2 separate regions of the Homo sapiens genome follow, and region 1 is linked to region 2. Evidence: chromatin loops called from intact Hi-C (ENCODE). Cell type or tissue: heart left ventricle. All regions are shown on one strand. Links, peaks and the distances in the headings refer to the core of each region. The heading gives the core; the rest is flanking DNA. Region 1 overlaps PDPN (podoplanin). Region 2 holds the start of LOC102724856 (a long non-coding RNA gene).

The links. Peaks named below come from ENCODE experiments on the same cell type or tissue, not always from the same donor. Only the 100,000 strongest peaks of a DNase experiment are listed, where the experiment ranks them.
Region 1: a loop joins it to region 2, with 2.0 times the contacts of the local background. A loop is called at or near these places in 1 of 110 quality-filtered maps.

Annotation. Positions count from the first base shown.
Region 1 is chr1:13,601,866-13,607,241 of GRCh38, forward strand. PDPN (podoplanin) reads left to right here. Exons shown (of 6, transcript NM_006474.5): 2 at 5,308-5,376. Among named protein-coding and RNA genes, the nearest start is that of PDPN, 21 kb to the left of the region's middle. In heart left ventricle, for the core only: no CTCF peak of the experiment used is centred there; no DNase peak of the experiment used is centred there.
Region 2 is chr1:13,485,660-13,491,035 of GRCh38, forward strand. All of the region lies in intron 1 of LRRC38 (leucine rich repeat containing 38), which reads right to left. It overlaps LOC102724856 (a long non-coding RNA gene), which reads left to right and starts at 1,912. Exons shown (of 3, transcript XR_426659.4): 1 at 1,912-2,213; 2 at 3,080-3,182. In heart left ventricle, for the core only: no CTCF peak of the experiment used is centred there; a DNase peak (open chromatin) is centred at 2,102; H3K27ac peaks cover 210 bases.

The sequences.
Region 1 (5,376 bases), core at 180-5,179, 120 kb after region 2:
GAGGAAGAGTTTGTGAGTGTGATGTCAAAGAGAAAACAAGTTTAAGAAGTTTGACTACTGATAGCTTGGTCATTTGCAAAAGAAAGATGTAGGCCGGGTGCGGTGGCTCATGCCTTTGGGTGGCTCATGCCTTTGGGTGGCTCATGCCTTTGGGTGGCTCATGCCTTTGGGTGGCTCATGCCTTTGGGTGGCTCAGCACTTTGGGTGGCTCAGCACTTCGGGAGGCCGAGGCGGGTGGATCACAAGGTCAGGAGATTGAGACCATCCTGGCTAACATGGTGAAACCCTGTCTCTACTAAAAAATACAAAAAAATTAGCCGGGTGTGGTGGTGGGCACCTGTAGTCCCAGCTACTTGGGAGGCTGAGGCAGGAGAATGGCGTGAGCCCAGGAGGCAGAGCTTGCCGTGAGCCGAGATCGTGCCACTGTACTCCAGCCTGGGCGACAGAGCAAGACTCCGTCTCAAAAAAAAAAAATGCCAGCAGCATTTAGGCCAAAGAATACATTCTTAAGGTATGAACAGTGCTTATAAGAGGGAATGCCATGTGACCATTACAAAAACGGTCACAAAAGAAGACAAATGGATGAAACAACTCGCTCCACAAATCAAAGAAGTGTAAATAAAACCAGAAGACTGAAATCACTTATTTAAAAGATTTTTATTAAGAATTTGGACTATTACAATAACAGCCTGATTGAATGTTACATCTAAACTCAAAAGTACTTCTTTTTTTTGTCTCCCAGGCTGGAGTGCAATGGTTCAGTCTCGGCTCACTGCAATCTCTGCCTCCTGGGTTCAAGTGATTCTCCCGCCTCAGCCTCCCCAGTAGCTGGGATTACAGGTGTGCACCACCATGCCTGGCTAATTTTTTTTTTTGTATTTTCAGTAGAGACGGGGTCTCACCATGTTGGCCAGGCTGATCTTGAACTCCTGACTCAGGTGATCCACCCGTCTCAGCCTCCGAAAGTGCTGGGATTACAGGCGTGAGCCACCGTGCCTGGCCAACTCTAAAGTATTTTTAAAGAAATGGCAGGCTGGGCACAGTGGCTCATGCCTGTGATCCCAGCACTTTGCAAGGCTGAGGTGGGAGGACTGCTTGAACCCAGGAGTTTAAGAGCAGCCTGGGCAATGTAGTGAGACCTTGTCTCTACAAATATATATATATATATAAAAATAAAATGAGATGTCATCTCTATAAATACAAAGGAGAGAGAGAGAAAAAAACAGAGAGAGATAGAAAGAAAGAAATTCTGTTTAAAAAAGAAATGCCCACTTTGGGAGGCCAAGGCAGGCGGATCACCTGAGGTCAGGAGTTCGAGACTAGCCTGGCCAACATGGTGAAATGCCATCTCTACTAAAAATATAAAAATTAGCTGGGCGTGGTGGTGCACACCTGTAATCCCAGCTACTTGGGAGGCTGAGACAGGAGAATCGCTTGAACCCAGGAGGCGGAGGTTGTAGTGAGCCGAAATTGTACCATTGCACTCCAGCCTGGGTGACAAGAGTGAAACTCCATCTCAAAGAAAAGACAAAAGAAATGCCATCCTGTAATGTGTGCAATCTAGCGAGTTATTAGACATGAATGCAAAGATAAAAGTTATTCATAGTTAGTGATTTCATATAAATAAGCATTGCTTACGTTTATTTGTTCTCAAAAATTAAGAACCCCAAGTGACAGTTGATTTATCAAATCATCTTCTCCTAGGAAATAGAAACTTCAGCCTAGCTTTTTTTTTTTTTTTAAGACAGAGTCTCACTTTGCCACTCAGGCTGGAGTGCAGTGGCATGATCTCAGCTCCCTGCAACCTCCGCCCCCCGAGTTCAAGTGATTCTCCTGCCTCAGCCTCCCGAGTAGTTGGGGTTACAGGCACCTGCCACTGTGCCAGGCTAATTTTTGTATTTTTAGTAGAGACGGGGTTTCACCATCTTGGCCAGGCTGGTCTTGAACTCCTGACCTCGTGATCCACCCACCTCCACCTCCCAAAGTGCTGGGATTATAGGTGTGAGCCACCGCGCCCAGCCCTGCCTAGCTTTTTTAAAATAATCACAACAACAACAAATTTCAAAGTAAGTGGATCGTTTGCTGCCGCATTTGGAAACTTCCACTGAGCCGTGTTTGGCTGAGGCTGGGTGTGGCAGGAAAGGGTGTTTATGTGAGCACGCTGGTACACCACTCCAGAACTGAACCTGCAAGCTAGGTTGTGGGTATTGGTTTATGATGGCAAATTCGTCACTCTACACTTGTAGAAACAATTGTGTGTCTGCACATATGTGCATCCCTGTATGTGTGTGTGTATGCGTGTGTGCGTGCATATGTATGCCTGTGCATACATATGTCTTGGGGAAAAGAGGATTGGAAAGTGAAGGCATCCATGATTTGAATTTCAGGAGGAAGGGGAAAAGACATGAGATGCTGGCTGGAAACTCGGCAGCTGGCCTAGTAGGAACTCTTCACCCAGGGAATCCTTCAGCCAAGATACTAAGAGGGACAATTGGGGATCTCTTGTTAAAGTTCAGCTTTCCCATGGAGCAAAAAGAATGCTAGGGCGGTGAGACAAAAGACATGCATCTTAATCCTGACTATCATTCATAAAACGCCTTTTGTCCATTCAGAGCGATTTTAGTACTTGGCTCTGTGGGCCAAGGGTAGAAAAGAACAAGAAGGAATTTTTATAAAGTTACGCTTTCAATGAACTGAGCTTTCTATGAAAGAATTCAATCTAATTTCATTGAGCACTTGATTTTTTTTTTTTAAAGCAAGGATTGTTTTAAGTTAGATACACCAAATAAGTAAGTGATTGTACTAAACCGCTCCAGAAAACGTTTTTAAAATTGATGATTTGTTAACTAAGTTCAAACCAGGTGAGGAAGAAATAAAATGGGAAGCTTAGTAAGTTTTTTAATAAGGACTACTTGTCTGGCAAAGGGATATTTCCCATTGAGCTCAATAAATACACAGTAAGCGTTTGCCTACACCACAAGTCATACATTTTTGTAGGAGCCAATCACCAACCCTCACCTCTACCCCTACTCCAGCAAAAGGCCACATGGAGAGGCAAACCATTTGCATGCATGGAAATATTCGGTTATTGCTAACTGGTAAACCCCTCGCTGTACACCCCCAGATTAAAAAAATGTGTAGGTAGCTCATCCAAAGCCATCTCTACTGGATTAGGACTCTAGAATAAAAGAGCAGGCTCATAGAACAAGTGAACTAACTTCAGAGGCTTCCTCTAGGCATCAAAGAAGCTATAATCAAATATTTATTAGCTGTGCCTCTGGCTGGGCTGTCTAAGCAGTGGGGAGAATAAGGTATCTTAAGGCAAGGAATGGATTGCTGATATAAGTGCTGTCTAAGCAGTGGGGAGAATAAGGTATCTTAAGGCAAGGAATGGATTGCTAATGTAAGTGCTGCCTAGAGACAAACAAACATCTGCTCTTTCATTACACAAAGAAATTTCCAAGCACCTCCCTCCCCCTCGCTCCTGGGATGTGTATGCTTGTTTATTTTGCAACTGTATTTAGTCATGGAATTTCCAGAACCACTGGAGTTTAGGGAAGAAGCCCATGGCCAGTGAGTCACATTTTTAATGCACAAAGAGGGTTGTTTGGTGATTTTTGGAGATGATAATTGAGCATGGTCATGACTAGTTTGGGTCACTGCAACAGAAGTTGAAGAAGAGGATACTGCTGTTATCTGCTCTATCTCTCATTGTAGAATTCAGCCTGGTAGTCCACTCCAATTCCCTGCTCCAGCAGAAACCTTTTTTTTTCTTTGAGACGGAGTCCTGCTCTGTCACCAGGTTGGAGTGCAGTGGTGTGATCTTGGCTCACTGCAACCCCCACCTCCCATGTTCAAGCGATTCTCCTGCCTCAGCCTCCCAAGTAGCTGGGACTACAGGCATGCAACCCCATGCCCAGCTAATTTTTGTATTTTTAGTAGAGATGGGATTTCACCACGTTGGCCAGGATGGTCTCGATCTCTTGACCTTCTGATCCGCCCGCCTTGGCCTCCTAAAGTGCTGGGGTTACAGGCGTGAGCCACCACACCTGGCCCAGAAACCTTTCTCATTGGCATGACACATCATTTGTCCAAATGTTAATGCGGAAAAGCCAGGGCCAAGGGCAGTTCATTAGTTTGGCTCTTTTTTTTTTGGAGATTGGGTTTCGGCTGGAGTGCAGTGATGCGATCTCAGCTTACTGTAACCCCTGCTTCCTGGATTCAAGCAATTTTCCTGCCTCAGCCTCCTGAGTAGCTAGGATTATAGGTGCCCACCACCACACCAGGCTAATTTTTGTATTTTTAGTAGAGACAGAGTTTCACCGTGTTGGCCAGGCTGGTCTCAAATTCCTGACCTCAAATTCCTGACCTCAAATGATCCACCCACCTTGGCCTCTCAAAGTGTTGGGATTACAGGCGTGAACCACTGCACCCAGCTAGTTTGGCTCTTGGTGTACTAAGTGTTCTGTTGGTGTCTTGGCATCCCTAAGCATATTACTGACCCTCCCCTGTAGACAGTAATCTCAACTGTAAAGTAAGAGGTAAAACTCCATGTAATCTACGAGGTCTGTGGTCAGAGCCTGTGGTTCTAATTGTCCAAGTGAACAGCAGTCTTAAAATTAAATGGAGAGAGAGTTTGCTTTTAAAAAGATGGAAGTTGGGTGTGGTGGTGAGCACTTGTAGTCCCCGCTACTTTGGAGACTGAGACGGGAGGATCGCTTGAGCCCAGGAGTTTGAGGTTATAGTGAGCTATGATTGTGCCTCTGTACTCTAGCCTCAGCAACAGAGGGAGAGCCTGTCTCTTAAGAAAAATTAATTTGAAAAGGTAGAGAAAAAAATAAAAAAATAAAAAGATGGAGACCCCGCTTTTGCATCGGGTCTGCAAAGGGGTGTGTTTAGAAATCTTTCCTGTTGACTCTAATTTAGAGTTTTTAGGTCCAGATGAATATATTAATTCATCATATGAAATGACACCAGGAAGAATCTGGTTCCTTATTGAAAAGGAAAGATGTACGTCCCCTGTCCAGGCCACCTCGATGGGGCCCCAGGGAGGGGCTGGCTGCTCTACCTTTTAATGTTTTCATTTTCCTTTGCTTTGCAACGGAGATAACCAGGGTGTTGATGTGTCAGAAGTGCTGCAAGGAGAATGGTTTGGTTTCTGGCACCACAGTAAGCCACAAAAAGGACCAAAAATAAAACAAAAATTTCCAAAAGAAATGGAAAAGAAAATAATCCGAATGTAGCCGACAAGTTGGGTCTGCTTATGCAATTTCCACCTTAAGCTCTGACTCAATCTTTCTTCTTCAGCCAGCACAGGCCAGCCAGAAGATGACACTGAGACTACAGGTTTGGAAGGCGGCGTTGCCATGCCAGGTG
Region 2 (5,376 bases), core at 131-5,130:
TCTTGTCAATCTGGTTTGGGGCCCATGCTACCTCCATTGGTGGCCTGAGCCTGGAGTACTCAGGGCAAAGAGCACTAAAATGTCATTCAAGGGGGTTGCATGCTGTGTTTGTTTTTTGGGCTGCTGTTACAAATTACCACAAACCGAGGGGCTTAAAACAAATTTATCCTCTCATAGTTTGGGAGGCCAGAATTCTGAAATTAAGGTGTCAGCCAGGCTGGGCTCCCTCCAAAGGTTCTGGGGAGAATCCCTCCTGGACTCCTCCAGCTTCTGGTGGTTCTTTCTTTTTTTGAGACGGAGTCTCGCTCTGTCACCCTCACCCAGGCTGGAGTGCAGTGGTGTAATCTCGGCTCACTGCAACCTCTGCCTCCCGGGTTCAAGCGATTCTCCTGTCTCAGCCTCCCGAATAGCTGGGATTACAGGCGCCCACCACCACGCCCGGCTAATTTTTGTAATTTTAGTAGAGATGGGGTTTCGCCATATTGGCCAGGCTGGTCTCGAACTCTTCTGGTAGTTCTTCACATCCTTTGGCTTATGGCCGCCTCCCTCCAGCCTCTCCCTCTGTCTCCATACGGCCTCTGCTCTGTGTCTCCGTCTTGCAAGTCTCCCTCTGCCCTTCCCTTACAAGGACATCTGCCATTGGATTTAGGACAGTCCTACCCTCAGTCCAGGATGATCTCATCTCCAGATCCTTCATTTAATTACATTTGCAAAGACCCTTTTTCCAAATAAGGTCACATTCATAGGTGCCAAGGCTTAGGACCTGGACACGCCTTTTCGGGGGATACAATTCAACCCACTATAGGAATCACATATTTCATACCCACCTGTTGCCCTCTGGCTTCTCCCCCTTCATCTCTCCTGAGGCAACTCCCCAGCTTCCTTTTGGAGCAATCATCTCTCACCCATTAAATATGTCTTGGTGTACCTTTTTTTTTTTTTTTTTTTTGAGACAAGGTCTCACTCTATCACCCAGGCTGGAGTGCAGTGGCACGGTCTTGGCTCACTGAAGCCTCCACCTCCTGGGTTCAACCGATCTTCCCACCTCAGCCTCTCAAGTAACTGGGGTTACAGGCACACACCACCACGCCCAGCTAATTTTTGTATTTTTAGTAGAGACGAGATTTCGCCATGTTGCCCAGGCTGGTCTCGAACTCCCAGACTCAAGCGATCCACCTGCCTCAACTTCCTAAAGTGCTGGGATTACAGGCGTGTGCCACTGCACCTACCCTAACTTTCTTAAAATGTGTGGCCCTCTCCTGACATAGAGGTCGGTACCCAACCCACACTGAGCCACAGTCTGTCTCTCCCAGGACACTGAATCTTGGGTGGATTGACTAAATAGATGGCTGGAACCCGTTCAGTCCAGCCAGCAGCCCCACCCTGCAGAAACTGTCCATTGGTTCTGCGTTCTCCACCTGCAGACCTGCCCCATTCTCTTCTGAGCCTGCTTCTCCAGGCTTCTCTTCAATTCTGTGAACTATCTGACATCCCTGCAACAAATTCCTTCCCTGCCTACATTAGTCAGAGTTGGCTTCTGTTGTTTACGCTCAAGATACCCAACCGATGGATTCTAGGACAACGGAATTCAAGAACGAATTGGGCTCCTGTCCTAACTGTCAGCCTTTGTCCCACAGCCACAAATCATTTAACTGGGTCCTGTTGTTCTATAAAACCATGTGCTTGGTGGCATGAGGGCTTTGGGAGGCAGCGGGAGTGATGCAGCTCACCTCCCCACAATAGGCAGGCTCAACTGGTGGGAAGTCAACTTCCCACCTTTCGTCTTGCGATGGGTCTACCTCCAACCCACTGAAACCAAAGTGGGCTCCGTCTCATTCTGGCCTAGGCAGAACAGGGCCCACAGCGCCCTCCCCTTATAACCACGACTTCCTTCTCTTCCAGGGCACATTCAGAAGAGACAGGCATCTCCCTTGTGCAGGGCGGCTCCGTGGCCTGCCCGTCACCACCTGTCTGGGCTCCCTCCCCTTGAGTGATGACTTCTCCCCAGCAGCTGACACCTGAGCTGGAGAGGGTGAAGAGCTGCCATTCTCCAGAAATAGACAGTGACACAGCGGATGTTAGATTGAGATTAATCTCTTGCACCGGACCGGCCCCTTGCCAACAAACAGGCCTGCAGCCAGAGGATCTCTCAGGCCCTTTCCCCTGATCTGGCCTCCTGGGAACTGCGTAACTCAGATTAACAACAGGCTCTGGTAAGCGCTTTTTGTCATTAAAAATATTTTTTTGTTTTCTTATCTCCACATATTAGGCAAAGCTCACATATATACTGAGACAATAAAAATAATCAAAAACAAGGGAGAATTAAAAAAAAAGTTAACACTTGGCTTATACCTTTTCTAGATTGTGTGTGTTTGTGTGTGTGTGTGTGTGTGTGTGTGTGTGTACATAAATCTACCAAGCAGAAATGCACTCCACCACTCTGTCGGATAACCATACTGGGAACATCTTTCCATTCAACAAATATATCATTTTCAATGGCTGCAAGGCATTTTATTGTGTAGATGAGCCATGATTTACTTACCCAACCCCAGGATCTTTCCAGTTTTCTCTCTTAGAACTAATGCTGCTATGAACAGCCTTGCACACTTTTTTTTTTTTTTTTGTCTGAGACAGAGTCCTGCTCTGTCGCCCAGGCTGGAGTATAGTGGTGGTGGGATCTCGGCTCACTGCAACCTCCGCCTCCTGGGTTCAAGCAATTCTCCCGCCTCAGCCTCCTGAGCAGCTGGAATTACAGGCACTTGCCACCATGCCTGGCTAATTTTTGTATTTTTAGTAGAGATGGGGTTTCACCATGTTGGCCAGGCTGGTCTTGAACTCCTGACCTCATGATCCACCCACCTCGGCCTCCGAAAGTGCTGGGATTTCAGGCCTGAGCCACCGTGACTGGCTGAACACATTCTTAATTATTTCCCTAAGATACATTCCCACAAGTTGAAGGTTGTGGGTGAGTCCTTGAACTTGCGCCAACACTGGATTTTGTCACTCTTTCATCTTTATCAATCTGATAAGCCATGAAAGGGTATATTGTTGATTTAGTTTGCATTTATCTGATTATTAGGAGAGCTGAACATTGTATTACGTGCTCACTGGAAATTTGGATGTGTCCTTCTGTGAACTGCCTGCCCAGGAGCTATGACATGAGCTTTGCAAGTCTTCCCAAGGTGAGAGGCCGTCGTGCGAAGGGGGGATTGGAGAGAAGTATGGTCGATCCAGCCCACCCAACCTCATCCATTTCCACAACCTTCAACTTGTGGGAATATGTCTTAGGGAAATCATGAAGAATGTGGGCAAGGCTGTTCACAGCAGCATTGCTTCTAGGAGAGAAAACTGGAAACCTCCCGGGCTGAGTGGGGCTGAGTAAGTAAATCGTGGCTCATCTACACAGTAAAATACCCTGCAGCCATTACTGCAGCTACAACTTCCAGAGAAGGCAGATTCTTCCTCCCATGGCCTAGAGGAAGGACAAACATGGAAGGTTCTCCAGGGACCACTGGGCATTGGTCCCTCTGCTCCTGGCAAGAGCTTACTACTCCCCATCACTCTCTTCTGCCTTCCCCTCCCTGGCTAAGAGAGCCCAGCCTATGCTGGTAGAACAGCTTCCCCTGCCCTCCTTGCCAGCCTCCAGGAACTCCAAACCCAAAGGCCCAAGAAATAACAGTAGCTTTTTGGCCTTTCACGCCCACAGCCAGCCTTGGTTTCACAGCATCATAGAAGATCTGAAGTCACCTTTGATATCTCTCATTTCCCCTCCCTCCCCACCCCTCTCCTTTATTTTACAGATGAGAGGCCCAGAGAACTTGGGCAATTTGTCTAAGGCCACTTGGAGTCTGGACTGGAACCCAGGTCTCCTGACTCCCTGTGTAGTGCTCTTCCCAGGCACCAGGTCCTTAATTCACCCTGAGCATCTGGGGAAGCTGCACGTGCTACAGTCGCTGCTGCAGCCGCTTCAAGCCGCAGAGAAATGTTCTTCGTAAGGAGGCAGCCGAGAAGGGACTGCAGGGCTTGCTTCTCTCCTGGGGACAGGGGTGCCAGGAACACCAGCTTTAATTTCTGATAGTGCTGACCTGTGTTCTCCACCACCACTTTCATTAAATATCGACAGTTGCATACAGGGAAAATTCCCAATTAAACTCCCGTCTCGTCTCCACCGCAGACACTTCGTCTGATTGAGTAATAAGCTGATTTTGCTAAGAGGAAGCTACATCTGCAGCTTCGGGTCAAGGGCTCACCCTGGCTTGTCCTGGCTCCACAGAGTGTGTCCTGTAGAAGGGGCAGTGCAGTAAAAGGGACCCTGCACCAGGGGTGTGACCTGTGTCTGAATCCCACATGCTAGCCTGAGTCCCACCCCTCATCTTAAAACACTGACATAAGTCGCACACATAAGCGAGGAAAACCGACTGACTGTTCATGTGATTTTTGTAATCTGTCCTTCCCCTGGTAAGAAAGGAGCAGAGAATGATCATAGTGTTTTTTTTGTTTTTTGTTTTTTGTTTTTAGACAGAGTCTCACTCTGTCGCCCAGGCTGGAGTACAGTGGCGTGACCGGCTGGCTCACTGTAACCTCCGCCTCTCGGGTTCAAGCGATTCTCCTGCCTCAGCCTCCCGAGTAGCTGGAATTACAGGCAGTTGCCACCATGCCTGGCTAATTTTTGTATTTTTAGTAGAGATGGGGTTTCACCATGTTAGCCAGGCTGGTCTTGAACTCCTGACCTCAAGTGATCCGCCTGCCTCAGCCTCCCAAAGTGCTGGGATTACAGGCGTGAGCCACTGCGCCCAGCCTTATAGAAAATTATACTCTTGGGAAAAAAGCATGAGTTTCCACTATCCCCACTGATGTCACCATCACCCCTGTCATCTCAACCATCACTGCCACTGCTGCTCCCACCACCTCCCCATGTCCACCTCCACCCCCACCCGCTCCATCATCCAAAATAAACACTTCCTATGAGTTGAGCCCCAGGCTGAGTACTAGGGATACTAACCTGTGTCTGGTGACTATGGGTGATTTGGTTAGAGAGAACCTTCTGGTTAGGCAGTGTGAGGAAATCTAGGAATGGTCCATGAGTCTGGTACCTCCCATAGCCTGTCATGGTGCTCAGAGCTCCACACGGCCTCTGGATGGTCAGGCACCCACTGTGGCTCCCTCCCAGGCCTGCCATTCTAAAGCACCCACTGTCCCAAGTTCATCTGTAATGGTGGGCTCGCCGGCACGCTAGAAAAAGAGATGTGCTGTGTGTCTCAGGATACGCAGGGGTGTGTGTGTCCCCTCCCATGACACTGTCAAGCAGGCATCCTATTGGGAAGTAATATTTCTAGAAACTCCTGCTATTTATCAGGAACTACGATGAGTACTTCC